Regions from separate parts of the Homo sapiens genome. Here regions 1 and 2 are each linked to region 3. A link is an interaction called in ENCODE POLR2A ChIA-PET data of the cell type or tissue named here. Cell type or tissue: MCF 10A. All regions are shown on one strand. Region 1 overlaps USP3 (ubiquitin specific peptidase 3). Region 2 overlaps USP3 (ubiquitin specific peptidase 3). Region 3 holds the start of USP3-AS1 (USP3 antisense RNA 1).

The links. ChIA-PET counts read pairs that join two places held together with the same protein. Peaks named below come from ENCODE experiments on the same cell type or tissue, not always from the same donor. Only the 100,000 strongest peaks of a DNase experiment are listed, where the experiment ranks them.
Region 1: POLR2A ChIA-PET joins it to region 3 with 23 read pairs; 8 of 35 experiments call an interaction of 5 or more read pairs at or near these places.
Region 2: POLR2A ChIA-PET joins it to region 3 with 12 read pairs; 21 of 35 experiments call an interaction of 5 or more read pairs at or near these places.

The regions. Positions count from the first base shown.
Region 1 is chr15:63,519,861-63,524,860 of GRCh38, reverse strand. All of the region lies in intron 1 of USP3 (ubiquitin specific peptidase 3), which reads right to left. Among named protein-coding and RNA genes, the nearest start is that of USP3, 18 kb to the right of the region's middle. In MCF 10A, no CTCF peak of the experiment used is centred here; a DNase peak (open chromatin) is centred at 2,440.
Region 2 is chr15:63,512,416-63,517,415 of GRCh38, reverse strand. All of the region lies in intron 1 of USP3 (ubiquitin specific peptidase 3), which reads right to left. Among named protein-coding and RNA genes, the nearest start is that of USP3, 10 kb to the right of the region's middle. In MCF 10A, no CTCF peak of the experiment used is centred here; a DNase peak (open chromatin) is centred at 2,555.
Region 3 is chr15:63,598,121-63,603,120 of GRCh38, reverse strand. FBXL22 (F-box and leucine rich repeat protein 22) reads right to left here. Exons shown (of 2, transcript NM_001367807.1): 2 at 1,880-2,424. The coding sequence ends at 2,082. It overlaps USP3-AS1 (USP3 antisense RNA 1), which reads left to right and starts at 2,294. Exons shown (of 3, transcript NR_034080.1): 1 at 2,294-2,532. RefSeq lists silencers at 1,553-1,682, 2,103-2,392 and enhancers at 1,380-2,197, 2,460-3,177. In MCF 10A, a CTCF peak has its summit at 3,368; DNase peaks (open chromatin) are centred at 2,280 and 3,390.

The DNA.
Region 1 (5,000 bases), 78 kb after region 3:
ATATGGCAGAAGTGATTCTATGTCAACCTGCAACTCCAGGCCTTATGAAATCCACAGCTCCCTCTTGCTATTGCTTGAAATGCTTGCTCTTGGGAGAGCCAGCCGCCATGTAAGAAGTCTAATTACCCAGAGACCAACATGCTGAGAGAAGCCCAAACCATGTGCAGGGAGACTGGGGAGATTATGACACCACTGGGGGACAGAGAGACACCAAGGAGCACAGAGGTACCAGACAGGTGAGTTAAGAAGACTCCAGAACATCCTCCTCCAAAGTGTCTTCTTAACACACGTCTGGTAACTCTGTGAGTCCACGTTCTCCACCTGATGCAATCCCAGGCAAGTTCTTCCTGAATTCTTGGCCCACAAAATTATAAGCAAAATGAAATGGTTGCTTTAGGCTTCTAGGATGTATGGCTGTTTGTCATGCAGCAACAGATAACCAGACCACCACTTAACAGAGGGAGCAGTATCAGTGATGCAGCATCATCCACACCCACCAAACAACTCACTGGAATGACTGACCTGTTGTTTAGGAAAAGTGAGGATGCAAAAGAAACTTCAGAAGGTTTTACCCAGTAGGATTCAAAGCTATCCAATGACTATACTACTCCCTCTACAACAGAAGTAGTGAGAGTAAAGACTTGATATTTATCTTCAACTAAGCTGCCACTGTCCTTTGGACTAAATCTTTGTGTATCACATCAATATTTTAATAACTCAAATCTAGATGTGCCACCTCTATCTCAGGACAACCTAATTCTTGAGCACAAACATCATTCCTAACAATAACTCAGTAACAAGTAAGTTTAAAACCTTCAAATTTTCAAAAGCACTATTTCCATAGAAATCCCAAATTCTAGGTAAAGATTCTTAAGAAAGTGCCATAAACAGTGGCAGAAATTCCTTTTGTCTTCATTAAAAGGCACAAATCCTTATCCTTCCTTCCTTTTGCTTCTTTGGATTATGTTACTTAATAAGCATTCTAGGAAACCCCAGGCTTTACTGAAGGTTGAACTTGGAAAAATGCTTCTAAATAATTACAAGACTTGAGAACATTACTCATTCTGCTTCTATTTCTCTTTACCCCAAGAGTTCTGACATATTCCTCAGCCAGCATGACTTGATCCCCATCATGCCCAGCAATGCCTGATCCCAGGCCTTTGTAAGCTGGAACTACTCACAATTTTCTCACAAAATTCCTAGCAAATTGTTCCACAACTGACCTAAAAAGGAAGGGGCACAGTGACCAGGAAACTCTGCTCCACATTGTTTTAGCTGAACTAGCCAAATTCCTTTATCACCTGCCCTTGAACCCTTCGAGAAGAATTCCTTCCCTCTTTTATACAAAAATGTACCAAACAGAATGAGTTGCCTTTGTAGGAATTTGTTCCACTGCAGACTCAAAATAAATATGATACAGGTCATGTGACTTGTATCAAGCACGGGCTTCAGAACCAACTGTCTTAAAGTTGTAGCTCTACTATTTTATTCTATGACCTTACGCTAAGTTCGTTCCAGAGCCTGCCTCCTCTCTGTGAAATGGGTCAAATCCCACCTTCTACCTCACATGGCTATGGTAAAGATTTCATGAGATAAACTACATAAAGTGCACACAGCACAGGGCCTAATCAACGGAAAGCACTCAGTGAATGTCAGTTCCATTCCCTCAAAATCCTCCTACACCAGAATTAAATTAAATTATATTCAAAACACCAAATACTCAATTTTAATAAGCTTATTTCAAAATTGATGTAACTGTTATAACCACCTTAAATGTCAGAATCATTAAATTTTACGTATCTAATGTAAAATACTTCAGGAAAAATGCATTTTAGAAGCACATTTTAACAGATAAGGTTTAGATAATAGAATGCCACTCAGGTAAAACATTTAAGTACAGAAGCAACTCAAGTGTCAAAACTTTATTAGAATACATCAAACTCAGAAGTATTCAGAAAAGACATTAAATCCTGGTTCACTAATCTCATCAACCATAATATACCCTTGGTATCTACTTCATTTAGTGCACTGCCAGTACATTATCAGTATAGCAATGAATAAAATGTCAAAATTCAAATGAACAAAGATGCTAAGTTCTTTAATGTGAACTGTTCTATATTCCAATATCCAATAAAATGGGGTTACAAGCCAAGTCACTTAGAAATACATTTTAATTTCTAACTTTGTTTTAGCAAAGAAGTGAGTAAGAATTTCATATCACACCAGATTTAAGATATGGTTATCAGCTTATCTTTATGGACAAGTAGGTTTTAACCTCTACCCTAAATAATTCAATTCCTCTTCACTCTATTACCTGGTTCTCTTTAAGGAGCAATATCCTTGGTTTAGCAACATCCTTAGAGGCTAATTTTGAGACTGTGCTTTAGCCTACTTTCCCAACCTTTCCCATGTCAGGGCACGCATAGAAAATATCTGTATGACACATGCACATTAACTGAAGAGGCTTCTCACAGCCAGAAATGATTTGTCTGGGAGCACAGCCACCTCTAGGCTGAGGGGATCATTTATTTCAACACATATGTAATCCACTTGTGGCCCCTCTGATGGGAAGCTATGCTAGCCAACCTTTTACGTGGTTATCTAGCAATGCAGGAGGACGTCTCCCTTCTACTCCAATGTTCACTAGCTGGAACAAAAGACTAGAAGTCATTAATCGCCTGAGAGGACTGGGCACAGTGGCTCATGCCTGTAATCCCAACACTTTGGGAGGCCAAGGCAGGAGGATCGCCTGAGACCAGGAGTTCCAGATCAGCCTGGGCAATATAGTGAGACCTCGCCTCTACAACGGGAAAATAACTTGAGCGTGGAAGGTAAGGGCTGCTGTGAGCTAAGATAGCGCCACTGCACTCCAGCCTGGGCAACAAAGCAAGATTTTGTCTCAAATAAACAAATCACCGGAGGAGACCAGCAGCAGCATCTGGGAATCCAAGATGCCATTCCTCTGACGATCTACAGTTCATAACCATCAATCCTCTGAGGCCTATCAGAGAAAACAGATGCTGAAATCCTTATTTCTATCCCATGTATAATTGTCTTGTCCTACTGCCATTCTATAACTCCAGGGAGTGGCCACTCAACAGTTCAACATGAAGGAACCTCTTGTGAATTAAATTAAATGGAAGAGAGAAGTATCCGAAACAGCTGGTCTGAGCCGAGCTGACAGAAAAGCACTGATGAGTGTGTACAAGGAACAGTTAACTGCTTAAAATGAACCCTGACCCAGGGCCTATGATCGGCTACTACTTGACTAAAAATGTCCCCAAGGCTACTTCCAGCTCTCTAATTTCAAGGTTTCCCAACAGAAAAATAATTACGATAGATAAGTATTTCACTTCAACAGCCTTGGATACATTTCTAAGACCACAGTGGAAGTGTGGAGTAGGCAGACAAATAGCTTGAAGTATTATCTTACATATTGCTGCTCACACAATTAAAAAGTTAATTTTTTTGTGTGTTCTTCCCTGAAGATACCTGATAATACAAAAATATCTTTGTACAAGGGTATTAACTGCTGCATTATTTGTAACTACAAATATTGGAAACAACCTAAATGCCCACATATAGGAGATGGGTTGAATTCACTGTCGCACATCCACAGATGGAGTACTAGAAGCTGTTTTAAAAAAGAGAATAAGGAAAATTCCTACAAACATGGAGTGACATCCAGGATATACAGCTAAATGAAAAAAAAAAAAAGTCCAAAAGAATGTATCTAGTTTGCTATCTTTTGTGAGGGAAAAAAAGAAAATACCCACCTGCTTTTCTTTACAAAAAGAAACACAGGAAAGATCAATCAGAAATTAATGAAATTGGTTGTCTACAGGGGGTGGGTAGGAGTGAGCGGCCGGCATTAGGTAGTGACATTGCTTAGCACAGCTTTTTGTGTAGTTTTAACTTTTGGAACCATGATAATGTTTTATATACTCAAAAAGCAAAATAAAATCAGTAAGGATGAGATTTTAAAAATCTTAAAATGGGGCCAGGCATGGTGGCTCATGCCTGTAATCCTAGCACTTTGGGAGGCCAAGGTGAGCAGATCACTTGAGGTCAGGAGTTCAAGACCAGCCTGCCAACATGGTGAAACCCTGTCTCTACTAAAAATACAAAAATTGGCCGGACATGGTGGCCCACGCCTGTAATCCCAGCCACTCGGGAGGCTGAGGCAGGAGAATCGATTGAACCTGGGAGGCGGAGGCTGCAGTGAGCCGAGATTGCATCATTGCACTCCGGCCTGGGGACAAGAGCAAAACTCCATCTCAAAAAAAAAAAAAAAAAAAAAAAAAAATCTAAAACAGAAATCAAACAAACAAATGAACAAACTTTATGTTAAATAAGTGTATTAAAAGGGAGACTAAAACTAAACCAAATAGCTTTTTAACATAGTACTTTTTATGTTTTCAGTATACAGACAAAAAGAACTGTAAACAAATTTGAACTTGAGTTATAAGGGGTTTTCTTTACAATGGTATGGGTTAGCAATTCTGGAACTATTTTCTCTGATTATAGAATTGTGCAAATGAGTACACACTCATTGTAGATAATGGGAACCAGTTCTTACTGTTGGAGAAAGGTGTTACAAATATGGAAAGGGGCAAGACTAGGCTTGTGGTGTTGAATGAAATTGTAGGTATCAGTATAAAATCATGGTGATAAACACACAAATACACACAGACATAAACAGATGTAGATATGCTTATTTATTTATATTTCTCAGCTCTACTGTGCTGAGAGATCTTAGTTTATAAACATTATTCCCAGCCAAAAAGAATGAGGGCTACTTGGAGAAATGGCTAATTCCAAGGCTGCAACAGGCTAAGTACAAGATGAGCCTGGAACATCTTGTGCGAGAAAGTAAAAAGGGCTCAAAGAATGACGGCGCGTGCCCAAATCACAGCTTAAGGGTGCTCCCACCAGCTAAATATAAGCTAATTTGAGCCTCAAAATAAATAATGATGAGTACCTTAGAATAAAAAAAAACC
Region 2 (5,000 bases), 86 kb after region 3:
AGAAATAGAAACCATACAGGGAGCACAGCAAAACTTCAAAACCAACATACTCTGAACTGCTGGAGTGGTAAGAGAAGATACTGCAAAACAATAGCAAGAGGATATGTGAAAAAGGAATGATTGGGAAATGAGAAAGAGCTCTTAAAATTTTTAAATACAATGATCAAAATTCAACAGAAGGAATGGAAGAAAAAATATCAAGGAAATTGGGGGGAGTGGGGAGGGATAGCATTAGGAGATATACCTAATGTTAAATAAGCCTAATGACGAGTTAATGGGTGCAGCACACCAACATGGCACATGTATACATATATAACTTACCTGCACATTGTGCACATGTACCCTAAAACTTAAAGTATAATATAATAAAAAAAAAAATCAAGGAAATATACCAGAAACTAGAACCAAAAGGCAAAGAAATAAGAAAATCAGAGACTACACTCAGGACACCCAACATCCAACTAATAAGAGTTCCAGAAAGAAAAAAAAGAATAAATTGGGGGATATAAGTATGGGGGGAGGAGCACACTATCAAATTTATAGTACAAAAAAATGTCTTTTAACTCAAGGATGTGAACCTATACATAAAAAAATCCCTTCACTTCCTATTAAAAATAAAATAAAAAAAAAACTACCCATGCCCAGCCATATTTTGAAATTTCAGAATACAGAGGATGAAAAGAATACCTTAAAGAATTATAGGAAAAAGAATAAAAGGACATATGTGGAGGAGGAAATCAGGAAGGCATCAGGTTTCTCAACAGCAACTCTGGGAGCCTAGAAACAAACCAACAATGCCTTTAAAACTCTAAAGGAAAATTATTTTCTTACTAATATTTTCTATTCAGCCAAGCAATCAAGTATAAAGGTAAAATAAAAATGTCAGACTTGCAAAGGCTCAAAAATTTACCTCCCTTAATGTGCCATGCAATTAGAGAAAAAAAAATTACCTCCTGTGAGAAAGGAGCTTGATGTACTCCAGCAAAACAATGAAATAAACCAAGAAAAACAAGACATGGGATCCAAGAAATAAGGGATCTAATATTATAAGAGAACAACAGAGGGAATCACACGATAAAAACTGTCCAGCCTGGAGAACTATTTCAAATGACAGCAGAGGTCAGAGGGCTCTGGAAAGGATTTTAGAAAAGAGTTAGTGCTTGGAGATTATCTAATCCGTTGAATGGGTTAAAAAATAATATTCACAGACCTTTGACAGGTTTAAAGGAACATTTAAGAGAAAATGTGTCTAAGGTAAACTAAGCAATTTTTAAAAGAGGCAATTATTGACTCAAGAAAAAATAAAATGTTGGACAAGAAAGAAAAATGAATCACTATAGTAACCAAAATATGTAATCTAATTATATTGGGAAATGGAGAGACTGAAGGGCAAGTGGTGCAAACACTGAAGTCTTCATTTACCACAGCAAGATATCAAGGAATAATACCTAAAAATGACAAATTAAGAAATAACAGAGCATTGGTTAGAATTATGCAGGTAAATATGAGAGAGAATGCTAAATAGAGCCTACAGAGATTGTCTGTGGACAGCAGGACTGAGAGTGGAGGCGAGGAAGACTAAAATTCTATTTTAAGCCCTTTGATACTATTACCTGTCTCTGTATATTTCAGAAATGTGTATTACTGTTCTGAAAACATGAATTAATCTTCATATGGTAAATTGATGTAACATAACAATTCATGAAATTGCTCAATTTTTATCTTTTTTATTAAAAAGTCTAAAATATATTACACAGCATAAAAATTAGAATAGCAGTTTATCATTTGGGGTCAGGCACCTACTGAATTCCTTATTCCCACTGCAGAGTTAATGATATGTGTCCTCCACTAGCAAATGTAATTTCAAAGCTGGCCAAAACTTGTCATCTATATGTTAAGAGATCCAGATACCTACAGAGCCAAAGAAGAGAGGGGCATCTGGTCCTGCTGACTTCCCACACAGAGGCAAATTCTGGTCCACGGGGCTGCCCCCAACCCCCAACTGGCTGTAGCATTTTACTCTATTTTTAAATGGATTCCTTATGCTTTCACCATGAAATGGAAACAACATATAGAAACAATGTGTGTGAAACAACATATTCTCAAAAACTGTAATGCACTAAACAAATTTGTTATGGTTCCTTCTACCACAAATTCAGACTTATTCAGACCTATTTTGGTGAAAAACACCTAATGAAGCTATTATGCCACTCTTGATCTTCATTTTAAATACTGGAACTGGGCTCCTCCTACCTCTAAACGAGGGGAAAGGATAGTGGGAGGAAGGATAAAAACCACTAAAGCCAAAGGAGATTACTAAATCAGAGTCAAAATGGGCCATTTTTGCCTTTGGAAGACCAGACACAAATAGCTTCAAAAAATTATTAGGAGCTCAAATTGTTTCAAAAATAACTTTCCCTATGAAGCTGATCATATAGAAAATAAAAACAAAAGCCATGAACTACTTAAAAATTCTGACATCTAATATCTTCATTTATTTAATACAGCAAGATCTGATGCAATTCCATGCTGTTGCCAACAACCTGAGTAAGCAAGTCCATGGTGAAACAGTGGTGGCACTTCAAAAGACATGAATCAGGTCATAAATGTAAACACCACTCAACTATTATTTCAAAATAATAGTTGCAAGTGTATGCAATATAAGAAAAGACTCGTATATATTTAAGGAAGCACCCCCTCTCACAAGTAAATAAAATAATTAAGAGGTTTAGGGACCTCTTAACATCAAAGACTTTCCTTGGAGAACAATAGGCTTAATATCTGCATTGTACAATTCTCTTCCTCATTCTCTGTGGTTATGTAATAAAGGTTAACACTAAAGTACAAAGTGGAGGGGGAAAAAGTACCACACTTGTACTTACTGGGAAACTCTTTATTCTTTTAAAATCAACGGGACTTATTTTGAAGAAATAGAAAAAAGAAATACAAACTTGGCAAATACGTATACTCTGCCCGAGGGATAGATAATCAATATTTCAGAAAACAGGCACCTGCAAACTCCAAAACCATTAACTATTTCAGTTTTTCTAAATAGCTGTTCTAATTATTTAACCAAAACCAAGAGTCGGAATTTTTTTTTACAATCGATAGAATTTTCAAACATGACCCACATTTTCCCAAAAATCTGTATTATATATTCGAAGAAAAAAACTAGAAATACATATATTTTTTAAATGAGGCTCTAAAAAAAACTATATATAAACAAAACATTCAAAGCAAATAAAATGAAACTAACGCATTTAAGCTCTCAGAATTAAATTCTCATGGCACGAATGTTGAGGTCTGGCAGCTACTTCATACACTTAAGGTGAAGTCTGATCCTTCAGTTTTTATAAAGCAATTTCTCCAATGCTAAAGCATCTCACTATTAATATCCAAAATAATTCACATGGAAATAAGAGTTAATCTTAATGAAACCAAAGAACATTTTACTGTGTGCAACTAAAATTAAAATTTGCTCAACCAGCAATTTGTACCATTGTTGCTCCCACAGTCTCTATATTATACAGTTATTTTTTAAATGCCTAATATAGTAGAACATTTTTCTAACATGTCATCCATCGATTATCTCAGGGAAACATTCCAAGTCAGAAATTTGTTTTCTAGAAATTTCAACTTGATATTCAAAAACTTTAATCAAAATATTACTCCGGCATTGTGCAACAAATGTTCAAAACAAAGTAATGAACAATTTAAATCTATTATTTAAAAAAGAAAACCCACCCAGACTGGTGGCTCATATCTGTAATCCCAGCACTTTGGGAGGCTGAGGTGGAAAGATCACTCAGAGTCAGAAGTTCAAGACCTGGGTAACATCGAGACCCTATCTCTACAAAAAAATTTAAAAATTAGCTGAGCGTGGTGGCACATGCCTGGAGTCCCAGCTACTTGGGAGGCTGAAGTGGAAGGATCACTTAAGCCCGCGAGTTCCAGGCTGTAACGAGCTATGACTGCACCACTGCACTCCAGACTGGGTGACAGAGTGAGACTCCATTTCCAAAAAATAAATAAATAAGCAAAAATAAAAACCTGAGCTTGGTCATCAAGGACAAAGATTTAAAGAAGGTAGAACAATAACTGTACTTTCTTATAATCAGTTAAATTAAACCTGCGGGAATATGACAGTTAATTTCCAGCCTGCTTTTTCTGGTGATGAGGCAGTACAAGAACAGTCCATAAAATTAAGTGTCTTCAGGGTGGGTGAAGGATAAACAGGCCAACAATTTCTACAAAGAAGGCTGTCTTAAACCCAGCTAGAACAAAGAAAAAATAACAGGAGAAAACTTCTACTCAAGAATGGAAACAGCTCACACTGATAGAGCTACTGGATTCTAAAGCAGAGTACAAAGTCTCCAAATAAAATCTAGTTGGTTACAATATCTTTGATATAACCTGGCTTATCTTAAAAATAAACTCACAATTCCCTCTTCAAAGGGTCTTATAAAATTATATTAGCTAGTATTTATTAATTGTGAAGCATCTAACTAATGCAAACACTTAAGACAACTGCAAATTTGATTTTTCAATGTTCAAGTTTAATTTCAACAGTTTTCAAAATCTGAAATTGCCTTCCTAAATTCATCTGCATTGTATACATCCATAAAGAGCACACACTGAAAAGATACACTTCCTTGTATCTTAAGAAAGGGGGAGGCCTGGTGCAGTGGCTCACACCTGTAATCCCAGTATTTTGGGAGGCCGAGGCAGGTGGATCACAAGGTCAGGAGTTCAAGACCAGCCTGGCCAACACAGTGAAACCCCGTCTCTACTAAAAACACAAAAATTAGCCAGGCATGGTGGTGGCTGCCTGTAATTCCAACTACTTGGGAGGCTGAAGCAGGAGAATCACTTGAACCTGGGAGTGGAGGTTTCGGTGAGCTGAGATCGTGCCACTGCACTCCAGCCTGGCCAAAGAGTGAGATTCCGAAGAAGAAGAAAGAAGAAAGAAAAAGAAGGAAGAAAGAAGAAAGAAAAAGAAA
Region 3 (5,000 bases):
TCTCAAGATTAGCCACTGAAACTTCTAAGACATCACACAATTAAATAGTAGCATACAGTTAGATAAATGAAAAGGGAGCATATCTGGTGAGAAAGGGGAGGGACGTGGAGTCTATTTTAAGGCTAAGGAGAAAGGATTTTGAGTTTCCTCAAGGTTATATCTTGAAACTCAAGAGAATGGGAAAAAAGTTTAAAAGCATGTTGAAGTTAAGCTGCGGGCTGCATTGCTTCTCAGATACCTGCTACTCAGCTTCCCTCCTCATTCACTCTGCTCCAGCCACTCTGATCTCCTTGCACATGAGCCATGCCTGTAGTCCGCGGCCTCTGCACTGACTGTTCCTCTGCCAGGAGTATCTATGCCCCCTGCCTCACTTCATGCCTCAGATGTCATCTTCTCAGTGAGGCTTACATTGGTCAACCCTTTCTCAGAGGCTTCACCCCCCAATCTCTTGCCAGCAATCCCTAATAGCCCTTGTTACAGCCTGCACTTTTTTCCAAATACTTTCTACCATTTTTTTTTTTTTTTTTTTTTTTTTGAGACAAGAGTCTCTCTGTCGCCCAGGCTGGAGTGCAGTGGCACGATCTTGGCTCACTGCAAGCTCCGCCTCCCGGGTTCACGCCATTCTCCTGCCTCAGCCTCCTGAGTAGCTGGGACTACAGGTGCCCGCCACCACGCCCGGCTAATTTTTTGTATTTTTTTTTAGTACAGACGGGGGTTTCACCTTGTTAGCCAGGATGGTCTCGATCTCCTGACCTCGTGAATCGCCCATCTTGGCCTCCTAAAGTGCTGGGATTACAGGCATTGAGCCACCGCACCTGGCCCTTCTACCCTCTTATATACCAGTTACCTGTTGTCTCTTCCCCCACTAGAAGGTAAGCTTCATGAGAACAGAATTTGTCTTTTTCCTTGCCGTTTCCCTATTTGAGCAATGAATTAAGGAACCTGTGAGTAGGGATCAAGCTCCTCTTTCACACAGAAGAAACACCTGGCCTGGGAGGGGTAAAGGGCTTTGTCGCAGCTGGCGCTGGGTGGAGCCGGAGTGTGAACAGCGCCCATCACAGTGCTCCTCGCCTCTTCCACCCACCCAGAATTCTCCCCAGTGACCCAGGACCAGGCGGCTGCCGGGGGGCCGAGAGCCTTCACTAAATGTGACACATCAGTGACTACAGCCCTGAAATTCAAATTGGAAGCCTAGGCTTGTGCTCATGTCCAGCAAATCCAACAGGTGAAAAATCTAGCTTGTCAGCTTATAATGGTTCCATTATCAAAAGCTTAGCCAGGGCTGCTGGTTTTGTTTTTGTTTAGTTTGAGGCTTTTTTTTTCTTCCAAATCATTTCTTTTTCCCTTATGAGAACAGTAGAAAATATGGGTAACTATGCAGTTTATGTAAGCATTCAACAATTGGGAGCGAATTTTCTACAATCGCGAGTGCGGTCACTGCGGGAACGCATCCGCCCCAGGAAAGGTGGGCGGGCAGACGCGCGTGCGGGCAAAACCGCAAGGAGGAGCGGCTCGGTGGCTCCTTCTGCCCGTGCGCCCCTGCTTCCCCTCCTCCTGCTTCACCGAGATCACCACCGGGGCTCCTGGAGGTGGCGGTCCCCAGGACACTCCGGGAGCCGGCGGGGTCTCGCTGGGTCGCTCCGCCCGGAGGCTCCCCAGACCCCTGCGCGCGGCAGCCCTGGCCCCCGTCACCCCCGAGCGCAAGTCGGCGAACTCCGAGTGGTCAGGTCCTCCCCACCGAGGTGATTTCGGTCCAACGGCGATCGGAGTCCCCGAGGACGGTGCAGGCGCCTCCCGCCTCCGTGGGGAGCGCACAGCAGAAAGCCTGGGGCGGAAGCAAGAGGGGAAAGGCGGTGGTGTTGAGTGAGAACCAGCCGAGTGTTTTCCAAATATCCATTTAATCTTGCGTTTATCCTATGTATAAAATCGTAACGTGAGGTAGGCTTTCTTATCCCCACTGTGCAGACGGGGAAAATGAGGCTCAGAATATGCGGTGGTGGTCTGAAGGTGGAAGAGCTGGGTTCGAAGCCAGGACGGTCTGGGGCTGCGCTCCTTCCCCGGGGGCAGCGGCGGGGCGGCGTCTAGCGCTGCAGCAGCTTGCCGAGGGCCGCGGCGGGCGCGCGCGGGCGCGGGGGCTGGTCGGGCAGCATGGCGGCGCTGTGCTCTGCCCGCAGGGCCAGGCGCGGGCACGCGGCGCGCAGGCGGCGCAGGCCGGCCGCGCTCACGTTGCGGCAGAAGTCCACGTGCAATGTCTGCAGCGCGCGCCCGTCCGCCGCCACGGCAGCCAACGTGCGGTTGGTGACGCGCGCGCAGTTCTCCAGGCGCAGTGCGCGCAGGCGTGGGCAGCAGCGCAGCAGGCGCGCCAGGCAGTCGTCGGTAACGTGGCCGCAGCCCGAGAGCGTGACGGACGCCAGGTTGGGGCACCTGTGAGGAGAGTGCGGTGACCCGGGGCTCACTGGCTTGTTAAAGCTACCCAACCGCCCCATGGGACCGAGTGGACTCATTTACCGAGGAGGACTCGGGCCCTGCGAGGTGAAGACACTTGGCTGCGATGACACTGCAGGGTTCCAAGTCGGCTTTCTGGCCGGCCCATTTTCCCTCCTCTTTCTGCCCCTGCACCCCACCGTACCTTCATCTGCGTGGGTTCTTGGCTCGTAGCCTTGGGAGCCCCTAGTGGGAAGCCCCGACCCCGGCCCAGCAGAGTCCTGGGGCGGCTGTGGACAGAGGGAATGCCGGTTCCAGGAGCCACAACCCTTGACTCTTTGTTTCGCTCTGGATGTGCTGCCTTGCAGGGGAGCGGTGCTTGGCGATTGCTCCAGTCTAGCTTCAAGCTGAGGCCCCTGAATGTCCCGGCGGGACGTGAGTGGGAAGAGGGATTTGTTTCCTTGGAGGTGGCCTAGTGACAGGCCCATCCCAACCCTCAAGGCGGTGGGGGCACGCGTTAGCATTGAGTCCGGGTTCAGCTTAGTAGACTAGAGCTGTTCCTGCATCCCCTGGGCCACCAGCCTGGAAAAGGGTAGGGTTCGGAGGCAGCTAGAGGCAAGCCCTGAGCAGGTACAGTCACGGACACCCACCCAGGTCGCTTGGCCAGAAAGCTTGGGGGACCCTCTGCTGCAGCCTCACCAGCCCCTCCCAGCAAAGAAAAGATCTTGAGCCAAGTTAGACTTGGTTTATCGCCGTGTCAGTCACTCACGGAGCCTTCATTTCCTCTGCGTGGGGGGAATAATGTCTACCACTGGGGTTGTGAGGAGCCTGCAACGGGGCCTTCCACAGGCAGTCCTAACCCGCTTTCCCTGGAAACAAACGGGACCAGCCTGCTTCCAGTCCAGAAGGACCGACTAATGGGCCGGGGCCTTGGCTCCCCGCAGCCAGAGGGAGCTAGAGTCTGGGCTGGGGAAGCGTTTCCCTTTCCCTGCCAGCCTCCCCCGCAGCTCCGTGACTGCCCCTGGCTGTGCCAGCTCGGCTCCTTTGTGCCAGGGGAGGGAAGTAAGGAACTTAAATATGTTGGGTGCAGCCAGGTGTCACACCGAGCCCGGGCCTCCTTCAGGTTTGTGTGCCCTCATTAGTCACCCCGTCAACCTCTGCACCCCCAGTTTTGTACATGAAGAAACTGGCTCCGGCAGCTCAGGTGACTGGCTGGTGACTTATTTGCTGTCAGACCCAGGACAGATGTCTGAACCTTGCTGGGCGTCACTTCCTCATTTGTCAAGTGGGAGGAATTGTTACCTTCAAGGTGGTTATAAGGATTAGGTGTTTAAGCCTCAAAGGTGTTGGGTGATCTTTTCTTCTAAGAATCTTTGGAATAATTCTGATACAGGGAAAAAACAAAGAGCGGACTGTCCCCCTGCCCAGCCATCCTCAGCCATTCCTCCCGACCTGAGCTGAGTGCCAGAAGAACCAGATTCAGTAGACGTTCATCAGTACCTACTATGTGCCAGGTGCCACTGTGTCATTTAATCCTCTTACCCTGTTGGATAAGAAAAATTTAGCACATTTTATAGAAGAAGAAATGAGGTTGCAAGAGTTTGAAGTATTTGAGCTGGGGTCACATGGTTGGACGAGCTGAGCGGCTCAGCAGAGTGCTGACAGCAAAGCCCTTTGCTCTTTATGTGACAGCAGGGCCCCTTGCTTGATCAGTACAGTGGCCTGGGAGGTCCACTTCACACCTTGCAGGTTTGGGGCATTAAGCTCGGTTCTCTTACAGTAAGAATGGAACAACTTCAGGACATGTTGTGCCATTCGCCTCCCCCCAACCCCCACCCATGTCACTCTAGTCTAATTCCTGGGCCTTGTTAAGCCCATCAAAATAGCCTTGTCCAGTCGGGGCCCAACCCCAAGTCCATCTTCTGTTTTCTTCCTACCAGCTCAAAAGAAAGGTGGGGTCACTACGCTGTTTCCTTCCACTCCTGTCGTGCTGCCAGCAAATAGCAGCTATGAACTTGGGTGGCAGTAAACTGGCTGAGTCTAGTTTTCCATGAACAGCCAGGGCCAGTTTGTTATATGATCAAGGGGGTGTTTTTCCTCAAAGGCAGCACGGGACTGGCAGAAGCTCAGTGAGAGGCTGGTTGAATAGCTCTGTGTTCTTGCCTGGGCCGCTCTGCCCATGAGGCTGGGACCATGGAGGGAGCCTGGCCTGGTGGTTCAGTGTCTATGTCTGTGTCTGGGGTGGGGGTTAGCAGATAAACACAAGATGTATTTGGGACATACTTACACTAAAATATTATTCACTGTTTATCTGAAATTCATATTTAACTGGGCAGCCTATATATTTGCTAAAATCTGGCAACCCTAGACTGGGCAAATCATACCACCTCGTGGAGCATCAGTTTGCTAATTTGAAAAATTAGGCTAAGCCACCCTCCTTAGGAATACTGTGTAAATCAGTAATTCATCTACTCCTGGAGTCTGGTTTGGCTCAGCTGACCTGAGCACCCTGGCTTCTCCACCTCTGGCTCCCCACCCTCTCTTTCCTCCGTAGTTTCCCAGGCCTTGAGGGCTGC